Regions from separate parts of the Homo sapiens genome. Here regions 1 and 2 are each linked to region 3. A link is a contact called in ENCODE Hi-C or POLR2A ChIA-PET data. All regions are on one chromosome and are shown on one strand. The core of a region is the stretch at or near the end of the contact, and the rest is flanking DNA. Distances in the headings are between cores, read along the strand shown.

Region 1 (3,609 bases), core at 332-2,831, 210 kb before region 3:
GCGCACCAAGCTGCTCTTCCTGAGGGAGCCGGACTCGGACACCGAGCTGCAGATGGAGGGCAGCCCCATCTCCTCCTCCTCCTCCCAGCTCTCCCCACTGGCCCCCTTTGGCACCAACTCCCAGCCAGGCTTCCGGGGCCCCACGCCCCCCTCGTCACGCCCCTCCAGCACCGGCCTGGAGGATATCAGCCCAACACCCCTCCCAGACTCCGACGAGGACGAGGAGCTCGACCTGGGCCTTGGGCCTCGGCCTCCACCTGAGCCAGGCCCCCCGGACCCTGCTGGGCTTCTGAGCCAGACAGCTGAGGTGGCCTTGGACCTGGTTGGAGACAGAACCCCGACCTCAGAGAAGATGGATGAGGTACCACCGTGTCTGTCCATCTGTCTGGGACTGGTTTTGTCTATCTTGTATCTCCCTTTCCCCCTTCAAGCATTTAGCATGACTAGCTAAGATGCGGAAGCAATGGGGCTAGGAAAGCCAATATAACAGGTGGAACTTACAGAATAAAAAGGGGATGCAGAAAACACCAGGGGCTGTGATTGAGCAATTGGTTTGGCAATGAGCTCCCTAGCAGCCGTGGAGAGAAGGAAAGCATGGCCTAGTTCTGATGCTCTCCTTGTTAGGTAAGAAGTCAGCTTTTCCTAGGGATAAATTCTGGCCTGAGCTGCTTTGGTAGGCGTTTGCTGAGAGTTCAGAGAGTATGAGCTGTGGGGATGGCTCTTGGTCCCCTTGTCTGTTGCGTGGCTTGGGAATGATCAGGGAGAGTCCTGGCCCTCAGGCAGAGGGGAGGAGAGAGATTGGCCAGAATACTGTGCTGGGCTAAGTGGGGTGAAGCCCCGGAGCATTGTCTCCTAGAGCCTGGTGCCCTCTGAAGAGGGGGAAACCATGGCAGACAGGGAGGGTGCTGGTTTCCCTTCTTCTCCCACTGGCTCCAGGGATGAAGGAGTTAAGAGCTAACTTGGGGTGGGGGTGGGGTGCCATGTAGCCAGAAAAAGGCAAAGTTGACCATCCCCCACCCTCTCCTCAGGTCATGGGGTCTCGTTGCCTAAACCTCCAGCCTCAGGAAGTCCCGCCCAGGGGTTGGGGGTGAGGGTGCCACGTGCCAGGTTCCCCTGGGAGGGTGTTGGGTCATCTTCCTTGGCTCCACTCCTCCTTCTCGGTCCAGGCACCTGCCTTGGAGCCGTAGTCCCGGTGGGCATGGGCAGTCAGGGGCTTAGACAGAGCTCTGCGTCCCTGTGGGCGGAGGGGAGGAGGACTGCCCCCTTCTTGGGCCCTTTGATTAGGCGGGTCTGGCTGCATCAGGGAGGAACGAGAGGAACTTGGCTTGCCTGGGAGGGTGCTGCAGGTGGCTGGGGCTCCAGGGGGCCTCCAAGCAGTTCTGGGGAAGTGGTTTCTGGCATCAAGGGGTCCAGGCAGGGGGCCTTGGCAGGGGGCGTTGACAGGTGTGCAGCTGTAGGGGGGCCGCCGGCCCTGGCACCCGTCTCCTCCGCTCCGTCTAGGCTGCCTGGGGTGAGGAGTGTTTACCATGCTGACCACGGTCCAGGGCTGAGAGGCCCGCAGTGGCTGGAGCGAAAGGCAGGCTGAGGCCCCGGGAGCGAGGGTCTGGGACTGCCCGGCCGCCAGCGCAGGGAGTCGCCGAGTGCCGGGAAGCTCCGGGCCGGCCCGCGGGCGCCCCCTGCTGGCGCCGGGGAATAGCGCCTGGGCTTTCTGCGGCCGCGCGCAGTGCGGGGAGCTGGACCCCGTCCCATCCTAGGTGGGGGAGCGGCGCAGGCGGGGCCAGCCGAGGGTGCAGGGGGGGCTTTTCTTCTAAACAGTGGCTGGTCGTTAAAAGTTCAGGCTCAAGTTCTTGAGTCCTGCCAAGTCACTTACTGGTTATGTGACCCTGGAAAAGGCACTTTTGCCTTTCTGAGTCTCAGTTTCGTCATCTGCCAAATGGGCCTGTGAGAGTCCCTGCAGCACAGGACCTCAGCTTAAGTGAGGTGCCGCACAGGATGCTCCCGGCACCGCCAGGCCTGCTGGACTCCCAGTTCTCAGCAAATTCCTGCCGCTTCTCACCCCGAGACTGCTGGGCAGAGGGAGGGGCAGGGCCGGCCGGGGCTGGAGCGCAGGATCTGCCTCCCTGTGATTGGCTGGCGGCGGCGGCCCGGGTTAACCCTCTGTGTGCCGCGGCGCGCTGTGCTCGGCTCTGTCCAGGACTGATCTGGGGAGTGCTCTCTGAGGATCCACCCGAGCCCGTCTGTCTCTTCTTGATGTGCATGGGGATCCTGAGAAGGAGAGTGTGTGCGTGCGTGCGTGTGTGTGTGTGTATGTGTGCACAGAGGGGACCTGGTAAAGTCCAGAGCTTCCTGCCGCTGCCTTAGTTTGGGTAGTCTCCGTCCTCCTACCCCGCTACCTGCAGTTTTCCTCTGAGGCCTTCCTCACCTGTAGTCTGACCTCTGATCTTGCAACTTGCACAGACTCCACCTCCACCCCCACTCCCCCTCAGCCTTCAAAGGTCCCCCCACCCCAAGTCCAGACCTGTCCACTCGGCTCCCTAAAGCCCCACGCCCATCCTTGACACCTCCCACATTTACCCCTCACCACCGCCCTGGATCCCAGCTGCAGCCCCGCACTGGGCAGGTCCTGGGCTCCAGACCTTCTTCTGACTGGCTGTGCCGCGGGGCCACGGCTGAGGCTCTGAGTGTGTTTATTAACTGTCAAATGGGTCGGAGCAGAGCCCCCCGCCCTGTGAGGTTATCTTTCGGATAAAAAATGAGGCAGCCGTCTGCAGCGCTTAGCCCCACGCGGGCCCACACTGATTGTGCAGTCACGAGACTAGGTGAAAAGAGTAATCAAGGAAAAATAAATAACAACACACTTCCTGTTTATGGGCCTTAGTGCTGCTAAACCCCCGCTCCAATGTCACCTTTCCTGCCTGGCCGTCTGCCGCAGAGTGAGGACAGCAGGGTGACTGAGAGCACAGGCTGCAGAACCACTTCCTGGTTCAAATCCCGGCTCCATCTCTTCTTGGCTGTGTGGCCTTGGGCAGGTTACTTAAATTCTCTGTGCCCCAGTTTCCTCGTGGGGCAAAAATGGAGTTGAAAATAGGGCTGTTCTGAGGATTAGCTGAGTTAATAAATGTGGAGCGTTTAGAAAGGCCCTGGCACATAAGAGACACTATGGAAGTGGCAACTATTTCTGCACACAAGTTGCAACAGAATCTCTGAAATTGCAACAGTTTCATCCTCTGTGCCCCACCCGTCTCCCTGCCTTCTTTCTCTCCCTCACGTTTCCCGTATTCACCCTCATCATCCTTTTGCCTTTTCCTGCTGGCTCCGCTCCACAAGAGTAAGATGTTTGCCTGCCTCTTCAACTTTGTGTCCCCAGCACCTAGACCAGTGCCTGGCACACAGGTACTGAGCAAATGTTTGTTGAATTGGAATGAATGAATGAATTCTAGTGGTAACTCCATGAGGCAGGGACTATGATGCCCATTTTGCAAATGAAGACGCTGAGGCTTGGAGAGGCTGAATGGCTTGCACTGGGTCACACAGCTGGGAGTGCCACTGATTGCTAGTCTTGCAGAGGGGACTCCGAGAGCCCCTTGGCCTTCCAGACTCACCTCACTG
Region 2 (3,277 bases), core at 373-2,872, 230 kb before region 3:
AGAGGCCACGATAGGACCTGCTGAAGTCGGAATGGAGGGGGGCTCTGAGCTAGGACAGCCCCTTTTCGGGTCCTCTCCAAGGTCTAGGTGGGGGTGGAGGTGTCTGGATTTTGGCTCCATCCTAGGTCAGTGTCTGACCTCACCTCACACACACAAGGCTTGGCTGGCCGGAGAGGGCCACCGGATGACGTGGTTCCCTGCAGGTCACTAAACACTGAGTCACAGAGGTGGGGTGAGGCCCCACCTGGGGATCTCAACCTTTGGTCCCCAATGTTGATGAAGCCCAGATGGGAGTCAGGGTCCTCCCACTGACTGTTTCTCCTGTCCCCACCCCTCACAACACCGACTCCCAAGCAATTGCACATAAATCCGTAAACCACCCGTGGGGGCCTGCAGGTGGCAGGCAGAGCCTGGTGTGGGGCCCCTGCCCCCAGTGCTCTGTTCCTTCCTCAGTTCATTTTCTACACTGTCTGGTTTTGTCCCAGGGAACTAGGAAAGCACAGAAGTAATTGTAGCCACGCAATTCCAGAACCACCAACTGCAAGCCGTGGAATCCTGGGAGCTGCAGACACAGAACTCGCATCCACAGGACCCCAGAGCCTCAGGCTGCAGAGCGCAGGCCACAGAGCCCTGGAGCCACAGGCTGATCTGCAGCCGGGAGCATCCCAGAACCACAGGACCCAGACACACAGCCCAGGCAATCCGAGCACCAAGGGACTCAAATCTGCAGCTCACAGAGTCTGCAGAGACCACAGCAGGTAGCGCAGCAATCCTGGAACCATGGGAGGCCCAAGAGCAGCCCACTGCTTTCTAGAACCACAGGAGAGGAACGAGCTGTGGGCTCTCAGCACAGAGCTGGGAGGGTGGCCCCAGAGTTCACCTCCTCCTCCAAACACCTTCCACTTACGTATAGGGCTTGGCCTCTAGGGCCCCGCAGCCAGCGCCCCTGAGCGGCCTCCAGGAGTGAAGAGCCGGCCAAGGCCCTGCCAAGGCTGCAGGGCGGGGACACCCAGTGGGGGACGCCCGGGAGGGGAAACCCTTCGGGCGGGCGGACCCTCGGGCCCCCCGGCGCGCAGGCGCACTCACCGGCCGTGTCGTAGAGGTTCAGGGTCACCTCCTTGCTGCCAACGGTCACGCTGGCCGTGTACTTCTCGAACACCGATGGGGCGTAGTGCTGCGGGAGAGGGGGTCGGGTTGGTCCTTAGTGGGGCCGGCGGGGGCCAAAGTTCCAGCTGAATCCACTGTCCACCCCCCTCACTCGTCCCGGATCAGCCCCCCCTCACCCCGCTGGGCTCTGGAATTCCCGAGGGGGCGCCCCGGGGTGGCGGCCGCCTGTCCGTGCTCGGGACGCTGGGGACTGAGGGTCGGGGCTCTGGGCTCAGGGTAAGGGGCGTCCCTCGCCCCCACCCCAGCCCCGCTGCGGGCCTCACCTCGGGGAAGGAGCCCTGGCTGTACACCATGAGCAGCGAGGTCTTGCCGCAGCCGCCGTCGCCCACGATCACGATCTTCAGCTCCTTCCTGCCCGGACCGGGGGCGGCGGTCTGGGCCAGGGCCCCGGGGGCATCCATTGCCCGGAGCCCGCAGCACTGGCGGCGGCGCGCCGGGCACTAGCGGAGCCAAGAGGTCGGGGGCGGGGCGGGGCCGGAACCAGCCCCGCCCACTCGGAGCAGCGCCGCCTCCGCCAGGCAGCCTCCCGGCCGACCTCCCAGCCTCAGTTTCCTTTCTGCTAAGGTCTCAGCCCTGGGTGTGGGTATTCAGCTCTCAGTCCCAGGGATACTGCAGCACCGGAAAAACGGGGCTCAGCTGCGAGCAAAGCTCCCACCCCCAACCCACCGCCACCCTCCGCGCGTCACGTCGCGCCCCTCGCCGGCGAGACCCGATCGTGGCTGCCCAGCGACTCCAGGTGCCCCTGATTAGCAGGCTCCGCCTTCGGCAGGGACCCTCTGATTGGCTGGCGCGGCCAGACAGGGTCTCCCGGATTGGCTGGCTGTGCCTCCGCACCGGGTTCGAGAAGCCCCCGGCCTCCAGCTCCGGGAAGAGCCCCTCAACTTTGCACTGCCCCAGCGGTGTGGCTTGGCACATGTCCGCCTCTGGCCTCAGCTTCCCCACAGGAGGTAGCGGCGGTGGCACCAGGGAAGATGCTGACGCGAGAGTCATGTCTGCCCACCTCGCCTGGGCCAGGGACGCCAGCGTGCACGCGGGTTCGGGGTGAGGGACTGGGCTCCGCTTACCCGCACCCCGACCCTGGGCTGCAGGGTGGACGTCTGACGCCCTCTGCCGGGCAATCGCCTCGGCGCCGGCCGCTCCGGGCGCAGGTTGGCCCGAAACCACTAGGGGCGGCCGCCTCCTTCCGGCAGGAGCCAGAGGCGTGAACCACGCAAGACGTCGTCAGGGAGGGGCAGGTTGGAGTAGCTCTAGTTGAAGTCAACTTGGTCCCTCTCCTGGAGCTTTGGAGACTGATAACCCCACACCCACCAAGAAATGTAAGAAAATGCGTTTCCTTGCCAGCAGCCACATGTCCTTCATCCCAGGAATCCCCCCAACTCTCCCATCCCCTGATCAAAACAGCTTATTTGTTGAGCACTTACTGTAGGCAGTGCTATCAGGGCTGCTGGCTGAATTACCCGTAACCCCCACCCCTCCTCTTACTCCTCACCCTGGGCGGGCTGACTGCCCTCTGCACCACCCAGATGAGTCGACAGGGTGGCAGAGGGACCCCCCCCTGGAGCCGGTCCACGGCAGACAGGCACGAGAGCATGGCCGAGAGTGGGATCCTACCAGCTGGGGTAGGAAGAGCCCATTTCTAACAAAACCCCCAACAGCAGCATGGTTGGGGGCAAGTGGCCTTCGTAGTTTCCTCAGATAGGGGCTGGCAGGACTCAGGATCTTTTTGCTGGCGACCCCACCCCGAAGACTCCCAGTTTTCAAGGTCTCGGCAAGGGTCATGTAAACCTCACTTCGTGGAGGAAAACCGCCAACCTGGCAGTTCCATGGTCAAGGTTCTCACAGTGCAAGCAAGGCACGGTCTGACCACCAGAGGGCAGCAGCGACCGCCCACAGAATCCCAAGACCACAGCAGAGCTGGGAAGGGGAGGCCGGGGAGGCACCCCAGGTTCTCAGTGGACGCCCTCTTCAGGCACTGGGCAAAGGGTAATCTCCTGGGTCAAGCACCCCCTAGACAAATGCACAGCAACTCATCCATTCCTTTTTTGCAACACGTTTATTGAGAGGCAGTTGTGCTCCAGCCTTCCAGGAGGTCACAGTCTTAGGGGAAGCA
Region 3 (3,429 bases), core at 883-3,382:
CACCCATGTTGTAGCATGTATTCATTCCCTTTTATGGCTGAATAATATTCCATTGTGTGGATAGACACATTTATCTGTTCCTCAGTCACTATTTGAATTCTGACATAATATTTTCCTATTTTAAATTTTAAGATACATTTTTTTAAAGTTTCATGTGGCCCAAAGCACATACCTATTGATCTCACATATCTCTGTGAGATCTGTTTTATGACCTGCTGTTGCATATTTTCCCAGAAAATTCTCGGAACGATTCTCTGAAGTCCTTCTTTCTCTTTCTCTTTTTTTTCTTTTTCTTTCTCTCTTTCTTTTTTTGTTTTGTTTTGTTTTATTTTGTTTTGTTTTGTTTTTTTGAGATTCAGTTTTGCTCTGTTGCCCAGGCTGGAGTGCAATGGCATGATCATTGCACCTCTGCCTCCCAGGTTCAAGCATTTTCCTGCCTCAGCCTCCCGCGTAGCTCAGATTACAGGCCTGCACCACCACGCCCAGCTAATTTTTGTATTTTTAGTAGAGACAGGGTTTCTCCATGTTGGCCAGGCTGGTCTCGAACTCCTGACCTCGTGATCTGCCCACTTCGGCCTCCAAAGTGCTGGGATTACAGGCATGAACCACCGCGCCCGGCCTTTTTTTTTTTTCTGAGACAGGGTCTCACTCTGTCTCCCAGGCTGGAGTGCAGTGGCTGGATCTCTGCTCACTGCAACCTCCGTCTCCCAGGTTCAAGCGAGTCTCCTGCCTCAGACTCCCGAGTAGCTGCGATTACAGGAGCCCACCACCGCGCCCGGCTAATTTTTGTATTTTTAGTAGAGACGGGGTTTCACCCACCATGTTGGCCAGGCTGGTATCGAACTCTTAACCTCAAGTGATCCACCCGCCTCGGCCTCCCAAAGTGCTGGTATTACAGGCATGAGCCACCGCGCCCGGCCAGTATTTGTTCTTTTCTTCATTTTTCACGTCAGGAGACTGCGTTTCAGAATAGTAAAAACAAATGCCTAGGAAAAGGCCTGCGGTCTCTCCATTTCCACAGTAGCGTGTTCCCCAAAGACCAAACCCTCAGGGGAAACGTCTAGAATGAGTAACAACTTAAGGCTGCAACCTTAAACTTTCCCAGGACTCAGTTTCCCCAGCTGTGAAATGGCTGCTGTCGGGCTGTCATCTCCAGGCCCGGGGCGCTGACATTTGGGCCACTCTCGGTCTCCCTCTTCATTCTGGGCGCGCATTAGCTCTGGTCCGGCCGGTTCCGCTGCAGCTGAACAGCAAGATGCGGCACCCAGGTTACCCTGATCATCGCAGATTTCTCCCCGGGGCTCTGTTCTGAGGCCTCAAAAGTGCTCCTTGTAGATGGGACCAGGGGTCATTTGGGCAGTAGCAGCGCCTGGTCTCAGTCTGGTACTGAAGTCAGGAATGGCTTAAGGTGAAATCGTGGTCCTCTGGTGAAGCTCAGCGAAGACCCCCTCGCCTTGTTTATGACAAGAGAACTTCTGGGGGCGGGAGGAAGAGTCCCTGTTACGATGCTGATCATCATTGAGCTTTTGCTGAGCAGAAAACTCTTTAGTACTCAAGGTCGAGAGTCTCTGGTGGTCTGCCTGGCACCAGGCACCTTCCTACAACCCTAGTTTTCCAAAAGGACAAAGCCTGGGGCAGGCGACGTCCTAGCTCGCATTTGAACAGGGCCGCGGGCCAGCAGAGATGCGCGATGCCCAACTCTTTCCAAGAGCACCTCGCGTCCCGAACCGGTGCCTTCAACTCGGAGAAGTCAAGAGACCCGCAAGAAACTTGCACGACTGCACCCGCCGCCGCGCTCTGGGGGCTGGGCAGGGGCAGCTGGGCTGGCTCCCGGGGAACGCGACCCCCCCGCGCCCCGCAGACCGGCTGTCTCCCATGGACCCCTCGGCACCTGCAGCCTCCGAGGAAGGGTCAGCGCGCGTGTCCGCACGCCCGCCCCCACCGCGCGCCCAGAGCCGGGGGTCGCCGTGCGCCCTTCGCCACCTCCCCAGGAGGGCGTCCGGGGCGTCCCCTCTGGGGGCGCAGGAGGCCCGGGGGCGCTGCCCGGTGGCCGCGGCGCCCGGAGGCCGCACTGCCGGCGGCGGCGGCGGCGCGGCTCCCCCTGCTCTGTGCAGCTGCCGCCCGGCGCTTGCGCACTGGGCCAGGCGCGCGGCGGCCCCGGGCTTTGTGTGTGTGTGTATGTGTGTGTGTGTGTGTGTGTGTGTGTGAGTGTGTGCGTGTGAGAGTGCGAGTGTCTGTGCGCGAGTGAGTGAGCGGCGGGCGGGCGCGAGTGTGGCCGCCGCGGAGCGCGAGCAGGACCCGGCGGGCGCGCTCCCCAGCCTCCGTCTCCCCGCCGGAACCATGTCGGGCAGGTCGGTTCGAGCCGAGACGAGGAGCCGGGCCAAAGATGATATCAAGAGGGTCATGGCGGCGATCGAGAAAGTGCGCAAATGGTAAGCGGAGGCGCCCGCCGCCAGCCGCCTCCCCGGCCGCCCCGAGCCCGAGCGCGGCTCCAGAGAGCCGCGGGGCGCAGCGCCCCGGCCGCCTGCCCCGGCCCAGCCCCGCCGCGGGCCCCGGGACTTGGCGAGGGCGGGCGGACGGGCGGGCGGCGCGCGAGCCGGGTCACCTGCGCCAGGCTGGGGCCGCGGCCGCTGCCCAGGTGCGCTCGCGCCTGTAGCCCACCTGGCGCGGCGGCCCGGAGGCGGCGGGCGCCGGGGCCAGGCGGTTGGAGCGGCGGGGCGGCCCCCGCCGCGGCGCTCGGCTCCCGGGAGGGGGGCTCGGGGCCGGCCCCAGAAGCCATTTCGTTTTGTGCAAGTCACATGAAAGCGGCTTCCCGCGCGCCGGGGCCGCGATGCCGGCGGCGGCGGGGAGAGCGCGAGCTCCATTGTGCAGGCTCCGAGCGGGCCGCCGCCGCCGTCTCCTCCCCGCGCACCCCGGCCCGCGCCCCGCCGCCCTCCGCCAGCCCCGGCCCGCCCGGCCGCCCGCTCCCGCCTCCCGGGCCCGGCGCCCTCGAGTCTGCGGAGTTTGCAGAGCGCGAGCCGTTTAAATTTAGCGCTTTGGGCTGCCTGGAGCGAGGGCTCTCGGCGACCAGGAAAGATGGGGGCGAGCGCTGGGAGCCAGCGGCCAGGGGCGCGGGGCGCCCACGTCCCACCCCGCTCTGCGCGGCGCCCCGGGCGGGGGGCTCGGGCCAGCCGATGTTTTTGGCCAGAAGCCGTTCGTCCTGGGCCGCGGCTGCCTCTCCACACCGGGAGCTCGTGTTTGTTTTGCGGAGGGAGCTGTTGTTTTTGTTCTCTGCACCGGGGAGAGGGGGACTTGGTGGCGGCCGCGCGTGGTTTTCGGGATCACATTAGCGTCCGCCCGGCGTGGCCCGGTCGACATTAAGGGGATCGAACCTTTCCGCGGCCTCGTCGGGGTCTGCTCGGAATCGGCCCCTGGGCCAGGCCCGAGGCG

Evidence for each region. A loop is a pair of places that touch in the nucleus more often than their neighbours do. ChIA-PET counts read pairs that join two places held with the same protein, here RNA polymerase II (POLR2A). Pooled maps may share reads with other maps.
Region 1: a loop to region 3 is called in a map of dorsolateral prefrontal cortex, with 2.3 times the contacts of the local background. The contact joins the enhancer-like site here to the promoter of BCL7A in region 3. A Hi-C loop is called at or near these places in 3 of 168 maps with a recorded cell type or tissue (ascending aorta, dorsolateral prefrontal cortex and mammary epithelial cell), 9 of 37 single-sample maps with no recorded cell type and 7 of 50 pooled maps. POLR2A ChIA-PET finds 5 or more read pairs at or near these places in 10 of 52 experiments (A549, AG04450, H1 and 6 more).
Region 2: a loop to region 3 is called in a map of IMR-90, with 8 times the contacts of the local background. The contact joins the promoter of RHOF here to the promoter of BCL7A in region 3. A Hi-C loop is called at or near these places in 13 of 168 maps with a recorded cell type or tissue (B cell, IMR-90, MCF 10A and 9 more), 19 of 37 single-sample maps with no recorded cell type and 21 of 50 pooled maps. POLR2A ChIA-PET finds 5 or more read pairs at or near these places in 14 of 52 experiments (A549, A673, AG04450 and 10 more).

Annotation. Positions count from the first base shown.
Region 1 is chr12:121,810,475-121,814,083 of GRCh38, forward strand. SETD1B (SET domain containing 1B, histone lysine methyltransferase) reads left to right here. Exons shown (of 17, transcript NM_001353345.2): 6 at 1-361. Among named protein-coding and RNA genes, the nearest start is that of SETD1B, 8.3 kb to the left of the region's middle. RefSeq lists enhancers at 1-666, 711-1,323 and silencers at 1,558-1,877, 2,018-2,107. Within about 2 kb of position 1,582, at least 32 of the 41 ENCODE cell types and tissues checked have a DNase peak (open chromatin) inside an H3K27ac peak, as active enhancers do; they include ascending aorta and dorsolateral prefrontal cortex, where a contact is called at or near this core.
Region 2 is chr12:121,792,066-121,795,342 of GRCh38, forward strand. It overlaps RHOF (ras homolog family member F, filopodia associated), which reads right to left and starts at 1,623. Exons shown (of 5, transcript NM_019034.3): 1 at 1,431-1,623; 2 at 1,087-1,174. The coding sequence starts at 1,568. It overlaps LINC01089 (long intergenic non-protein coding RNA 1089), which reads right to left. Exons shown (of 4, transcript NR_152740.1): 4 at 3,202-3,277. It also overlaps a transcript of SETD1B not described here. RefSeq lists enhancers at 694-1,525, 1,531-2,071, 2,018-2,067, 2,612-3,152 and a silencer at 998-1,537.
Region 3 is chr12:122,019,752-122,023,180 of GRCh38, forward strand. BCL7A (BAF chromatin remodeling complex subunit BCL7A) reads left to right here and starts at 2,133. Exons shown (of 6, transcript NM_001024808.3): 1 at 2,133-2,432. The coding sequence starts at 2,341. RefSeq lists silencers at 2,012-2,091, 2,222-2,541, 2,692-2,851 and an enhancer at 2,686-3,429.